Linked DNA regions of Homo sapiens: region 2 is linked to region 1. A link is an interaction called in ENCODE POLR2A ChIA-PET data of the cell type or tissue named here. Cell type or tissue: Panc1. All regions are shown on one strand.

Evidence for each region. Peaks named below come from ENCODE experiments on the same cell type or tissue, not always from the same donor. Only the 100,000 strongest peaks of a DNase experiment are listed, where the experiment ranks them.
Region 2: POLR2A ChIA-PET joins it to region 1 with 17 read pairs; 2 of 35 experiments call an interaction of 5 or more read pairs at or near these places.

The regions. Positions count from the first base shown.
Region 1 is chr6:135,633,537-135,641,536 of GRCh38, reverse strand. All of the region lies in intron 2 of AHI1-DT (AHI1 divergent transcript), which reads right to left. LINC02524 (long intergenic non-protein coding RNA 2524) reads left to right here and starts at 6,856. Exons shown (of 3, transcript NR_183501.1): 1 at 6,856-7,049. It also overlaps the pseudogene HMGB1P17. In Panc1, no CTCF peak of the experiment used is centred here; no DNase peak of the experiment used is centred here.
Region 2 is chr6:137,146,099-137,154,098 of GRCh38, reverse strand. IL22RA2 (interleukin 22 receptor subunit alpha 2) reads left to right here. Exons shown (of 7, transcript NM_052962.3): 6 at 6,208-6,377. Among named protein-coding and RNA genes, the nearest start is that of IL22RA2, 24 kb to the left of the region's middle. In Panc1, no CTCF peak of the experiment used is centred here; no DNase peak of the experiment used is centred here.

The DNA of each region.
Region 1 (8,000 bases):
AGCACTGAAATATTCAACAGCTGCAGTGCTAATCTCAAGTTAATATTTTTATTTGGTCTTATAAATAAATGGGAAGATTTTTCATGCTAATTAAGTCACAGACTATTAGTATAATTTACAATTTCATGTTGTTATTTTGCTGCATATCAAAACTTATTTAATCACATAAAACTTACAACATACATGAGATGGTAGACTAGGCAACATTTTTTAAAAAGGTATTTCAAATGCTAAGCAATTTTGCTTATAGTAAAAAGTTCAACTAATAAAAAACCCTAAAATTAGAAATTCATATTTCTTTTATGTAATGAGTATAGTAATTTTATTCCTAAACTTGAGAGCAATAGCATGAAAGAAGCAAATTAGTGAATTTAATAATTCATTTACTCATTTGTCCCACCAATTGTTTTTATTGTGTGTTAATGCTGGAGATAGGTGGTAAACACAGCAAATGCACTCCCTGCCTTTCAAGAGCAATCAGAGTTGCTTCAGGGATAGATAATAACCAACAAACTGTGCAATTAGAATTGTGGTAAGTGAAATTAGGCAGAAATACACAGTACTAAGGAACTTCTTGCTTCTCTGAGGAAATGACATTTAAACTCAGATCTGAAGGATGAGTAAGAGTGAGATGAAAGGAGTGGGAGGTGTATAAACAGAGGGAGGACAGCGTGAGGGAGCCTCTTAAAAGAGGGGATTGATAAGTCTTCATGGATGGAATACAATAAGGGAAGGGAGAAGGCAGAGAAGAGGTTAGCAGGGGATGATCACGCACATCACTGTATGTCCTATTAAGGATTTTGGTCTTCATCTTAAGAGCAATGTGCTGGTAGTTATTGAGAAGTTTTAAGCAGGGAGAAACGTGATAAGATTTGGCAACAAAGTAGAGAATGACTTGGACTGGTTTCATAGTAGATAACAAAGACCAGTTAAGAGACTCTTCTGGAAATTCAGCCCTAAAAAAGGGAATAGTTTGATTCAGAGTGGTGGGGATATAGAATAAGATTCAATGTTGTGACATTTAGTAAACAGAATCAACAGGAATTAGAGACTGATTAAACATGGAATAGGAGGTACAGTTAAGGGAAATGAGTAAAGAATGATGTCCAGGTTGCTGGGGTGTGCAGTTAGTGGACATTGGTGCCATTTGCTGAGGGGAACAACACTGGAAGTGGCTCACAATTTTCTTTTTTGCATGGTTGGGGAGGGAGTAGAGACACAATTGAGAATTTAAGTTTAGGCATTCTGAGTTTGATGTGCCTATGAAATGTTCAAGAGGAGATGGCGAGTCAGCAATTTTAAATCCAGAACCAACAGGAGACATAAATTTGAAAGCATTAGATAACTGAAGCCATGAGTGTAGGTAAGATTGTCTCAACAAGTTTTCTCAACAGAAGTTCTACAGAATCCTAGTGGGCTGCTAAATGTCTCGAGAGCTTCCATGTGAAATACTGATTGCAGAGATATTAAACATCAGATTTTGTCCTAATGTACATAGGACAATATTTATTTAGATACATCCATTCTCAGATATTGATGCCAGGTGAGGGAGGCCTTGGATATCTGTTGAGTGTTATGCTGCACAAAGGTGAGGAAGGCAGGAAAATGATGTCCACCTTCTCCCTCCAAGTTACCTTTCCCACCTCCCTTTATATACAACCTACTGACAAGGAAAAAAATAAGCTCTACAGGTGTAACAGACAATCAGTGGGACCTTTTCACCCTAAAGAAGATACTTATACATACCAAGACTCATCTGATCCCTGCTGCTTGTTGTTGTAATAAGTGCTGAATGTGAATTCGGTAAGTTAAAAATAGACTGTATTGTAGGTTTTGCATTTCTTGAGATTTTCTCAGGTATTGTGCCTTTCTGTTTTGTTTTTTGTTGTTGTTATGTTTTGTTTTGTCTCATTTTTTTGAGGTGGAGTATGGCCCTGGCGCCCATGCTGGAGTGCAATGGCATGATCTCAGCTCACTGCAATGTCCCCTCCCGGGTTCAAGCAATTCTCCTGCCTCAGCCTCCGGAGTAGCTGGGATTACAGGTGTGTGCCACCACACCCAGCTAATTTTTGTATTTTCAGTAGAGACGGGTTTCACCATGTTGGCCAGGCTGGTCTCAATTTCCTGACCTTGTGATCCGCCCTCCTTGGCCTCCCAAAGTGCTGGGATTACAGGCGTGAGCCACTGTGCCCTGCTGTACCTTTCTGTTTTATATTTTATCTGCATTTGTGTTTCACAAATATATCTGAACATTGGGTTGATGATTTCTGAAGATGAAGTATGAGATAGAAAAGAAAGATTCTAGGCTTAGGCTTCTGGACAGTTTTGATAAGGTTGGATAAGGAAATAAAATCTTTTGAGTCAATTCACTCCCCCAGTGCAGAGAATCCAAAAGAAAGTTCACCTTTACAATGAAAGCTACTTAACAATGAGTTTTACATCCAAGTTGATCTATTCTATTGTGCACAGTCAATACCAAACAACTAAAAATGCAGCAATAACTAGCAAAATTGAAAAGACATTTAACTACAAATTACAGCCATTTAACAAATAAAGATACTGATTATTTTAAACAATAATTTGAATCTCAAACAAACAAAATAAATATTTTGTTCTAAAAAACAGTCACACTCAAGGAAAAGGCTCTGAAAACAAGTTATTTTGGAGTTATCCAAAGCACAAAGTGTAGCCTAGAAAAGGAAAAGTTGCATAGTTGGTGAGAACTTAATAATGATAGCAGGTAAGGTCATAATTAGGAAAATGCTAGAATGAGATTCCATACAAGCAACTGAAAAAGTCACGCTCTCAATCAGCATAATAAGCTGACATACTGATGGCATGCCACATGATGCTGAAGGTATTTTTATAATACATTGAAAAATTACAGCTTCTTTGTCCATTTTGATGAATAAACAAATTTCACCAATAAACATCATGCTGTAGCACTTGTAAGATTTATAAATAATGTTGAAATTTAAGAACATTTTTTTTCTACTGCAGGATGTTGCCCAAAACAAGTAAAGGACAAGATACTTTTTCTCTTCATCTTTATATCTGAAAACAGAAAGTCTATTTTGCAAGAATGGCACTGGCATCTGCGTTGATGGTGCCCCAAGAAAATTCACCTTCACACTGACATCACAAGACACTGACTTATTTCCAGAGAGCTACTGGTGTTGAAAACTCTTAAATACAAAATGAAAAAAAAAAATCTGAGTAATGCTACAAGGATGATTACTATTAAACACAGACCAGTTCACTGAAGATGGCTTGAAGATGGTATGAGAATATTGGAGGCCACCTAACAAACCTTATTCTACATCCAGTGAGTTAGCAGAGGAAGAGTTCTCAACAGGGTGTTTGAACCGAAAGGTAGCACTTTCAAGAAATTAGTAGGTCAGATTTTGCTAGAGGGTTTCAAGATAAAGAATGGCTGCAGAAACTAGGCTATTTAGCAGCCATTTTCCATCACCTTATCCAGATGAACAAGTCTTTGTATGGCCCAGAAACTTTTTTTTTGTTTCAAATGACAGGATTCTTGAATTTAAAGAAATTGAATCTTTAGGAAAAAACAAGTCACAGAAGGAAATTGTGAAATGTTTCAACTGCTGCTTGGGCTTGAAATTGAAGGAGGATATGAGCATATTGAAAACCATCCAGAGAACTGCAGAGCAACACTGAGTGTACTTTTCCCTTCAATCCAAGTGTCTGACTTGGTGAGGGATGCTTTCTCTAGATTTTCTCCTCACATGAGAACTTGATTTTCAGAGAAGAGGAAGAACTTTGAGATGAAGTCTGATTATTCTTACAAATGACAATAAGAGTTCTGCCCCTATATGAGTTCTGGGTTTCTGTGAAGACAGAGTATCCTGCCATTTACAGTGAAGCAGTGAATATTTTGCTGTGGTTTTCAACTTTTTTGATTTATGAGCAACATTTTCTTATTTAAGAAACACCAAAAACAAGGACAGAAATTGTCTGATCATAGTTGAAAATGAAGTAGTTGAATGCTTACTTCATATATTTGACCTAGAATTGAGTATTTTTGCAGCAAAAACCAAGTTTGAAATTACATGTGTAAATTTCATTCTTTCCTTTTGGTTCAAATAATACTTTTAAAAATATTTAGGCCTATAAAAGAGATTGGAAAACCAACACACATCTGCATAACAATTTTGTAACTTCTAGGTCTATATTTGAGCCTAATCATGTCACTCACAAAGAAAATGATTTGTTACAGCTTTATACTAAAGACTTTGACTTTTTTTTTTATGGATATATCACATTTTATTTATTCATTTATTAGTTGATAAACAATTAGATTTGTAATTTTTGGCTATTATAAATACTGCTGCTATAAACATCATGTACAATTCTTTTGTGTAAACGTATGTTTTTGCTCTCTTGAGTATATACCTAGTGGTGAAATTGTTGGGGCACATGAAAACCTATATTTAATTTTTGAGAAATTGCAGAACTGTTTTCCAAAGTGACAACACAATTTTACATTCCAACAAGCAATCTGTAAGACTTTGACTTTTATATATGTCCTAAGCTGTATTTTTATTTCCACTGCTTTGACTTATTATTTTAAGAGGTTTACTATTCAGCATTCCCAACAAATCTTTGTGTTGTAAATAATATTAATTAAATTCAACTGACAAATTTTATTTAATTAAATCTATCAAGTTTACCTTTAAAAAAGTAAATCTCAGTTGTAGTTCATTGAGCTGCATAAAGACAATGCCAGGGCAAGTGAGAACCAGATGGGCACTGGGTGATTCTGGATAATTCTGTGCCTTGCTGAGGAAAAATAACTAAACTTGGGCAAAGGAGAGCCTAAGAAGCCAAGAGGCAAAATATCTTCACAGCATTCTTTGTGTAAACTTGCTGGGAGGAGCAGAAGAAGAAGCACCCAAATGTTCGGTCAATTTCTCAGAGTTTTCTAAGAAGTGCCCAGATAGGTGGAAGACCATGTCTGCCAAGAAGAAAGAAAAATTTGAAGACATGGCAAAGGTAGACAATACTCGTTACAAAAGAGAAATGAAACCCATGTCCCTCCTAAAGAAGAAAGAAAAAAGAAGTTCAAAGATGCCAATGCACCCAAGAGGCCTCCTTTGGCCTCATTCTTTTCTGAGTATCACCCAAAAATCGAAAGAGAACATCCCAGCCTATCCATTGTTGCAAAGAAACTGGGAGAGACATGGAATGACACTGCTGCAGATGACAGGCAGCCTTATAAAAAGAAGGATGCAAGGCTGAAGGAAAAATACCCAAAGAATATTGCTGCACAGTAAGCTAAAGGAAAGACTGATGTAGCCAAAAAAAAAGGGAGTAAGAACAAGAAGGAAGAGGAGGAAGATGAAAAAAAGATGAAGAAGATGAAGATGAAGAAGAGGGAGAAGAAGAAGGAAGAAGGAGGAGGAGGAAGAGGAGAAGGAGGAGGAGGAGGAGATAATGACAATGTTAATAAGTTGGTTCTAGTGCAGTGTTTTTCTTGTCTTAAAAGCATTTAACCCCCCTGTACACAACTGACTACTTTTTAAAGAAACAAATTGAAATGTAAGTCTGTATAAAATTTGTTTTTAAATTGTACAGTGTCTTTTTTTATATAGTTAACACACTATCCAATGTGTCTTTAGATAGCCCTGTCCAGGTAGTATTTTCAATAGCCACTAACCTTACCTGGCACAGTATGGGGGTTGCAAATTGGCATGGAAATTTAAACAGGTTCTTTCTGGTGCACTGCACAAATTAGTTATATGTGGAGATGGTAGTTCTTTCATCTTCAGTTGTCTCTGATGCAGTTTATACAAAATAATTGTTGTTTTGATAACTGAATACAACTCTATAATTGTAAAAAAAAAAAAACAGTTGCAGCCATGTTGTTGACATTTTGAATGCTTCTAAGTAAATACAATTTAAAAATTATTTTGGCTTAAGCCAGTTATTTATTAACAGAAATTTACTATGTTAACCCATGGGTTTTAAGAATTATTGAAAATAAAGGAATTAAATTTTTAAAAGACAAGCTAAGCTTATTGCCTTTCTTTTTTCAAGAAAGGTTAGCTAACAAGTCATCTTTAGTTGTAAATAGGGAAAAAGCACTCTTGCCATTCACCATGTACCACATACCATACCGTGTTTGCATTTTTTATAGTAGAATGTATGGGTTTGGGGGGGTTTTTGGTCATTTTTTGTTTTTTTTTTTTTTTTAGATGGACTCTTGCTCTGTCACCCAGGCTGGAGTGTGGTGGCACAATCATAGCTCACTGCAGCCCCAAATTCCTAGGCTTAAGTGATCCTCTGCCTTAGCCTCCCAAGTAGTTGGGACTACAAGCAAGTTCTACCATATCTGGCTAATTTTTTTTTAATTTGTAGAGACAGGGTCTCACTATGTTGAGCAGGCTGGTTTTCAACTCCTGGTCTCAAATGATCCTCCTTTCTCAGCCTCCTAAAATGTTGAGATTACATACTAATTACATAGTAGACATTTGTAATAAGAATTTTAAGTCTAATTGGATAAGGTTTTAAAAATCCAGAAGAAATTTTAATTTAAAAAAAAAAAGAAAAACTAAAGTTTGCGCTACTCATACTATTGACTTACATTCAAGTTGATATCCTTAGTGGGAGGAGAACCACACAAAATGAGTGGGCTGATAATATTAGCCAAAATAAACATATCCATAGAAAACTATCATTCTATCTCCAAAAGAGTATTAATAGTATTTTTAGTTTATTATGTCTGCAACTTACTGATCATGCTGATATACTGGAAGTTCAGCAATAATTTTTTGTCAAGGATTCTTTAAGACCCAAAAGCTATTGAGAAATCTTGGTCTAAGGAGAAGAAAAGAGAGCCGAAGATTGAAGCTTGAAGAAGTCCAGCGTTTCAGATCAGATGAGGAGCACTGGCTGGTAAATGAAGAAGGAGAAGGAGCAACTGAAGAGGCAGTAGACAATCCAAACGGATCTAGTATCATGGAAACCAAGTCAGTGGAGGATCTACTGGAGTGGCATGGTCAGCTTTGTTGTGCTTTGATAAGAGGGTAAGTGATAAGAAACTTATTAATGTTTGTCGAACTTAGCTTCAGGGAGATGATTGATAACTTTGGTTTAGCCCTTTCAGAGGAAGATTAATTAATGAATGAGAGCTAAGGAAATGGAGCTGTTGAGTAAAGACAAGTGTTGCCTTGCTGTGCTACTTCTTATGCACAGGTAAAGATGGAAAGGATTAGGGTGGTAACAGGAGGGGAAAATAGGATAAAGAGATGTTTATAAATTAAAAGACTTCCATATGTTTAAATGCTGATGAGGAAAATCCAGTAGAAAGAGAGAAGGAGAAGATATAGAAGAGAAGGAGGATGATAAAAACATGATAAGAAAGAAGTGGGCTTCTGATGTTGGTAAGAGGATTGGCCCAATGGCAAGGAGTGTCACCTCCAACCAAAATGGGAGGGGGAAACAATGGGTACAGAGGCAGGTAGGCTTGTCGTTAGGAAGGTACTTTAAGTTTAGCCTGCTTGGAATCCCATCATTTTAGTTTTTAATTCTGTGCCCTCTCCATTACATACAATTCCTTGAATGTAAACTAAAACAAGAGGGTTTAAAATAACAGCATTTTGCATATTCATCTCTCCTTGCTTTCCTTTTTTATGCCTTCCACTACCTTGCCTGTGCTCCCCCATCCCCAGTGGGACCAACAACAAGGAGCTCTCTTGTTTACTGAGTAGGGTCAATAATTCAAAGCCCTTTGTGGACTTGTATAATGGTGAACGTTTTTGCCAGGAATCATACCATAATTGGGCTTTGAATAAGAACAGAGTCCATATGCCACTACTCTTTTCAGGCATTAAATCAAAAAGAACGGGGGAAAAAACTCTGAATTCAAGCACATAACATGTCACCTCTCCTACATCATGTCAGTGTATACTGTGAATGCTATGAAATTTAGGAGGTTTCTGGTAAGGAAAATTATTTGTGCTTTTGAAAGAGAGTAG
Region 2 (8,000 bases), 1.5 Mb before region 1:
AGGTGTTAAAATTAACCATTACCAACAGACATTGGATAAAATAGTAGAGAGAGAGAGAGAAGGGGTTTAATGTATAGATATAAAGATGTGCATAAATAGAACAAGAAAAAAAAAAGATATTTACCACAGTCCTCATAATTGCAACAAGTCAACTAGTCATGAAGCTGTAGTTAATATTTATGACTTCTTCCTTCATTATAAACTCAACATTCACTTTCTTTCCAGCCAGCACTTCAGCTCTTTATCCACGAGGAGTTTGAGTCCTTTTGGTGTTTCCTGTCTCCGCTTGACCTAACCTTACATTAATTTTTATCACTGAATAGAGAAGCTCTAAGAGGCACACCAGAGGATACCAAGAATTCTTCCACCTGACCCCATTGTATTTATAACTATATTATGCCTTGAAAATCAGAATGAATCACCCTAGACAATATAAGAACCTCATTTTCTTTTTGTTAGTTAAATGGCATGAGGCGCTCCAAATGGTCAGGAGAGAGCCTCGACTTCCAATTTTTGGAAACCATTTTTGTTATAAACCAGAAGAATTCAAGGCCAAGCATATGGGAAACAAAAACATGTCATAAGTTGTTCACTATGGGTAACAGTCAGAGTTGCCCCTCCCACTTCTACTTCTTGTATCCTAGACCAGTGAATTCTGTCTGTGGAAGAAATAGCACCATATATTGGCCCTAGGCTTAGTGAAGCATTTACCAATTGGAGCATTTACCAATTCATATGCCAATTCACAAGACGTCTCTCAAACTGAGTTTTCAATTATCCATTTCACCTTCCTATAAAGTCATGGATTTCTGAGCGACAAATATATGATATATATTTGTCCTATGGGTCTTGAGACCTTGCTTCACTCCTTTCACATTAACTTAAGTTCTTTGTCATAAGCAATGTATTGTGGAGTACTATGCTCATGAACAAGGCATTGACTACATCTATGGGTGTATGTGTGGTCCCAGGAGTGGTTAGGGGTCTGCTAATAAAAGCATTGAAGCAGTAAATAAAAATCTATAAACAAAATCTGTAACCAGAATCTATATCCAGCAGTAAAGAAAATCTATAACCAATGTCTCTTGCCCCCTCCCTTTTGGAAGGGAACAAAAATAAACCTACCTGCAACGAGATGGAAGATGAGAGCCCCTGGAATATGGCACTATACTAGGGGTTCAACATTGATCTTCCTTACTGGAAAGTTGGACACTCTGCAGGTCAGACCAACTTTGGTAAGAGGAGATCCATATTGTTAAGTCTATATATAGCCTCCATCATGCAACTATTTTGTTCAAGAGCCCATAGAGCAACTACAGGACACTGGGGAAATAGATGGTCACTGCATCCACTTAGATTTTTTTAAACAGCCTTATTGAGATATAATTCACACAGCCTATACTTTAAGCATATAGCATACAGTTTAATGGTTTTTACTATATTCACAAATATGTACAACCATCACTCACAGTCAATTTTAGAACATTTTTATCACCTCAAAAAGCAACTCCATACCCTTTGGCTATCACCTTCCAGTCTCACCATTCCCTTAGCCCTCAGCCCCGGCAACTACTAATCTTTCTGTCTCTATAGAGTTCCCTGTTCTAGATAGACTAATATAATACATGATTTTTTTGACTGGCTTCTTTCACTTAACGTGTTTTCAAAGTTCATTCAGATTGTAGTATGTATCAGTACTTCATTCTTTTTTGTGACCAAATAATACATTATATGGATATACCACATATTATTTATCCTTTCTTCAGTTGATAGACATTTGGGTAGTTTCCACTTTTTGGCTATTATGAATAATGCTACTATAAACAGTCATGTAAAAATTTTTGAGTGTGAGTTTTTTTGTTTTTTTTTCTTGTTTGTTTTTTTGAGAGACAGGATCCTGCTCTGTCACCTGGGCTGGAGCGCAGTGGCACAAACATAGCTCACTTCAGTCTTGAACCCCTGGGCTCCAGCAATCCTTCCACCTCAGCCTCCCAAGTACCAAGGACTATCAGGCATACGCCACCACACATAGCTGGGCATACCTTTATATTTCTCTTCAATATATACATAGGAGTGGAATTGCTGGGTCTCATAGTAACTCTATATTTAATCATTTGAGGAAATGCCAGACTACTTTCAAAGCATCTGCACTATTTTACATTCCCATCAGCAATATATGAGAGTTTTGATTTTTCCACATTTTTACCAATCTTTTTTGACTATAGCCATCCTAATAGGTATAAAATGGTAACTCATGTGGTTTTTATTTGCATTTACCTGCTAATTAATGATGTTGAGCTTCTGTTTTATGCTTATTGGCTATTTTGTACCTTCCTTGGAGAATTGTCCATTGAGATCCTTTGCCCATTTAAAAAATTTAATCAAATCTTTTTATTTTTGAGTTGTAAGGGTTCTTTATATATTCTGCATACCAATGCCTTATCAGATATATGATCCTCAGCTAGCTCCTCCCATTCTGTGAGTTGTCTTTTTACTTTCTTGATGGTATCACTTGACACCAAGTTTTAAACTTGGATGAAATCCAATTTATTTCTTCTTTTGTTGCTTGTGCTTTTGGTGTCATATCTAAGAATCCTTTGCCAAATCCAAAATCATGAAGATTTACCCTATGTTTTCTCCTAAGAGTTTTATAGTTTTATCTCTCACAGTTAAGTCTGATTCATTTTGAGTTAATTTTTGTATGTGGTGTGAGGTAAGGGTCCAATATTATTCTTTGACATATGACTATCCAGCTGTCCCAGCACCATTTGTTGAAAATTATCCCATTGAGAGTTCTTGGCACACTTGTTGAAAATCAATAGACCATAGACGTGTAGTTTATTTCCAGACTCTCAATTCTATTCTATTGAGCTATACATTCATCATTGTGCCCATACCACACTATTTTGATTATTGTTGCTTTGTAGTAAGCTTTGAAATTGGGAAGGGTGAGCCCTCCTCTTTATTCATCTTTTTCAAGATTGTTTTGACTATTATGGGTTCCTTGCAATTCTCTAACCACCCAGATTTTTTAAGACCACTTTTCAGTATGAGCCTTTTGCTTTGCATTCATATGGCCACAGAAATATTCACATTCTGTATCTTAGTACTTAGGGATCCATCCATACACCTCTTCTAACTGGTGCAAGGTCCAGTGAGATCCAAATTAATTAGATACTGTCCAAAATGCTAGATGCATTTTCCCCCAACTCTCTAATTAGCAGGAGGGTGGAATAGAGTTGAGCAAACTAATTCATGGTAACTCTTGGTTGTCTCTTGGATACATTGAAATTCAAAGCCAATATACTCAACAAGCAATTCTCTAGTAGAGGAAAAGGAGATTTCATGACTAAACTGATGAACACCAGTGAAGGGAATTCACAGATCAGTGTGATTATTATATTCAAGCCTAGAAATAGGGTCACATTCAAATTTACTTATCAAACAAAGTTTCCTTCAGTCTAAGCCATTAGGCCAGTCAGGTAAGAATAGCCAAAGACATTGACTGACACAGCTTTAGCTCAATTCTATTTAAATTGGGATAGTGTTGAGTTAAGAAGGGTTTGTGTGTTTTCTGTATGACCTTTCTCCCTAAAAAAAAAAAAAAAAAAAAAAAAATCAGAAAAGAAAAGAAAAGAAAAAAGCTTTAGACCAGGTCCTTTAAAAAGCCATTTTATTTCGGGGCCTCTTAGTAGAAGAATAAGAAACCCAGTCTATAGCTACTACTCTTGTTGATGCAATAGTGAGAAGAATCACCCACTCAGCTGCCTCCTCACCCCCAGGCTTGCGCTCTCCCACCACAGCTCCTAAGAACTTCTGAAGAACATATTTCAAAAAAGCACGTTTCTAGTTCCTCAAGACAGCATGTTTGTGGCATCTGTGATATAGACTAATGAGCCAGCTGCATGCATTGCCTCCTCTGACACCTGTTTTTGAGCAGCAGGATGTTATCTTAGATTAAGAAGTTCTGATTTATGGTGTCTATCTAGAGACAAAGCAAGATTTTAAAAATAAAATAAAACAAAGTAAACTTTCTTCAGTTAAAAGCAGCGTTTGATACTTAGCGAGATTTCAGTATTATTTGACCCTAGAATTACTTGGATTAAAAATAGATGTGAAGGCCAGGTGTGTTGGCTCCATGCCTGTAATCCCAGCACTTTGGGAGGCCGAGGTAGGAGGATCACTTGAGGCAAAGAATAGAGCATTTCAAGCAAGGGACCAGCATTTGCAAAGGCCCTCTGGCATAGCAAACTCAAGGGACTGAAAGATAACCAATATATTGAAGAAGAGCATGCAGGAAGGAGTCCATAATGAGATGGGACTGGAAAGGTAGGCAGGTACAAGAATTTTTTAAGGAGTTGTGACTTCCTCCAGAAAAACATAATTTTATTTAGGAGCCATATGATCAGACTTGTGTATAGAAAAGATCATTTTGACTATATTTTGGGGAACAGGTTGGATGCAGATAAGTGAAGTAGCAGGTTACTAATAATAGTCTACAGGAGACCGAATTTGGCTTATGAAAAGGACTAGAGAAAATTTATTCCTGGAGGGACATTTAGTAAGCAACATTGGCAGGACCAGGTGATAGATCGGATATAATGGTGAAGAGGACATGTCAAAGATGACCTCTAAGTTTCTTGCATGCATAATTAGATGAATTGCTGAGATCTTTTTGATGGGGTTTGATGAAAAAGACCAGTTTGGTGGGATGCAAGGTAATAGAGATTATGAGTTTGGTTTTGAATATGTTAAGCTTAATATGCTTTTAAGAGATCCAGGGGACATATCTCTTCAGATCCAAGACTCAAAGTAAAGTCTTTATTAGAGACAAAAATTTGTGAGTCATTTCATGCATACAGTACAGTGGACATTGATAGGATTGCCTAGGGAGAGAGTAGTGAGTGAGAGGCAGTTTTGAGTAAGACCAGATATTGAGGGACTTTCACCCAAAGATGCCTGAGTAAGAAAAATCTTAAAAGGAGACTGAGAAGGAATAGCCAAAGAGGTAGGAGGAAATCTGTGGGCTGATATGTTCATGAATAGTGCGGGAAGGTAATATTTCAAGGAGAGAGCTGTTAAAGAGTAAAGTGCTATGAGGTCAAATAATCTTGACTTGGTCTTGTAACACAATCACAATCCAGTGAATGGGTCAAGAAACTTGCAACTGATTGCAAAACTGATTTTGCAATCAATTGCAAAATCTAGCATCACAGATCATAAGCCAGGAGCCCTGTGATGTCCGCAGCTGACTCACTGATAGGACAATGCCTGAAATATGTGCCTCACTACAAAAGGGACATGTTTATTTAAAGTTAACTATCCCATTATTCCAATATAGTTGGAAAGTGCTTTAAAAACTTATGGTTCCAAATTAAATAGCCTGGGAGTAGGAAACTCTCTTCTTCTAAAACACTTAGAAATTCTGGATAAAACACATTCTCCAAACTCCACAGAGGGGCAAAAATAAAAATAAAGGGAATCCTTGGGGGCCAAAACAAAGTAAACGGAAATCAAAGGGGAACCAGAAGACCAACACAGTGACTGCCCCAGCTGCCCTGAAGGCATTTGCTGGATGTGGTAACTAGACCCTAAGTGGTAACAGCCACTCCCAGGACAAAAGACAAGGTTTTAGGCCAGCACAAGGCAGGGAGTTAGAACTAATACCCCTACAAAAGTCTTAGAACCTCCAAGGGCTACACTGTCAATAAAAAGTCAGACTAGCCTGGATGTGGTGGCATGCACCTGTAATCTCAGCTACTCAGGAAGCTGAAGGAGAATCACTTGAGTACAGGAGTTTGAGCCCAGCCTGGGCAACATAATGAGATCCTGTCTCAAAAAAAAACCCAAAACCAACCAACCAAACAAACAAACAAAAGTCAGATTAAGAAAAGCCCTTCCAATAAACAGAGGAAAGTAATTTGTATGTTTCCATCTTTATTCTGCTAAGAATCTAACACTCCCTACATTTATAAAGGTTCGAGATTCAAATACATATGCAATTTTCTTTTTTATTTTTGTTTTTTGACATGGGTTTCACTATGCCACACAAGCTATAGTGCAGTGGCATGATCATAGCTCACTGCAGCCTCGGCCTCCCTGGGCTCAGGTGATCCTCCCACCATGCTGATTTGTCATTATACATAATGCGTCTGTATATAATACATTCCTTTGATGATTTGTCAAATTTTTATGTTTTTTCTTCAGCAAAAATAGATCCTCCAGTCATGAATATAACCCAAGTCAATGGCTCTTTGTTGGTAATTCTCCATGCTCCAAATTTACCATATAGATACCAAAAGGAAAAAAATGTATCTATAGAAGATTACTATGAACTACTATACCGAGTTTTTATAATTAACAATTCACTAGAAAAGGTAAGTTCAGATGAATAGATATATTTAGAGTTTTTTTCTTTTGTTTATTTAACCAATATTGTGGTCATATGAGATGTCCTCTTCTGCTACTCTGCCTCCTCTTACTTTTCCTTATCTTTAATTTCTTCTTACTCTCAGCCATCATTGATCAACGGTTGGTGGTGGCATCACCATCAGAATGTGTGTGTGCCCTTTCCATCCTCCGGTTTGTCTCTACAGTCTTCCCTGCATATCTAAAGATTGGTATTAACCGTATTTAATTGCATGTGACTGCCACAAATATTCATTTTTACGGGCTTTGCACACCTTATTTATTTATTTATTTATTTATTTATTTATTTATTTATTATGTATTTTATTTTTAGACCAGGTGTCACTCTGTCACCCAGGCTGGAGTACAGTGGTGATCATAGCTCACTGTAGCCTCTAACTTCTGGGCTTAAGTGGTCCTCCTTCTTCAGCCTCCTGAGTAGCTGGGACTAGAAGCATGCCCATCACATCCAGCTTTTTTTTTTTTTTTTTTTTTTTTTTTTTTGTAGAGGCAAGGTCTCACTATGTTGCCCAGGCTGGTCTCAAACTCCTGGCCTCAACCAATCCTCCAGCCTTGGCCTCCCAAAGTGCTGGGATTGCAGGCATAAGCCACCTCCCCGGCCTCACACCTTATTTTAAAATAGCTTTTGAATCACATGATTATTTTTGTGCCAGTTTTGCTGCGATTTTTTTTTTGAGACAGGGTCTGACTCTGTCACCCAGGCTGGGGTGCAGCAGTGCAATCACAGCTCACGGCAGCCTCAACATCCTGGGCTCAAATGATCCTCCCACCTCAGCCTCCCAAGTAGCTGGGACTACAGGTGCATGCCACCATGCCCAGCTATGTTTTTTTGTACTTTTAGTAGGGACAGGCTCTGGCCATGTTGCCCGGGCTGGTCTTAAACTCCTGGGATCAACTGATCTGCCTGCCTTGGCCTCCCAAACTGCTGGCATTACAAACATGAGCCACCAGGCCTGGCCTTGCAGTGGTATTCTAATCCACCATCGGTGCTTCTGTCTGGATTTGGTGGATAATTGAATTTGTTCCTTTTTTGGTGCCATCTAAGATGAGGGGTTTTTGTCGTAAGGAGCAGAAACCACAGTTTAACTTGTTTAGAAACAAAAGAGGAGGGGAGGGATAATTAGGAGATAGGCAAGCAATCTCAGGGACAGAGGCAGGACGTAGAGTGCCGGCAGCCTTAGTGGTGACTGGGAAGGGAAACGGAAGTGAGTTCTAAGGGATCCTGCTCTGTCTCTCAGACTTTCTGTCTCTATGTGGCCACAGTTTCATGCCTGCAGTTATCTCTGCTCATCTCGCTGCACATCATTCTCACTGCACACTTCAAATTCTTAAAAAGAAGGCCAGGTGGGGTGGTTCATGCCTGTAATCCCAGCACTTTGGGAGGCTGAGGCAGGCAAATCATTTGAGGTCAGGAGTTCAAGACCTGCCTGGTCAACATGGTGAAACTCCATCTCTACTGAAAATACAAAAATTAGCCAGGCGTGGTGGTATGCGTCTGCAATCCCAGCTACTCAGGAGGCTGAGGCACGAGAATCTCTTGAACCTGAGAGGCAGAGGTTGCAGTGAGCCGA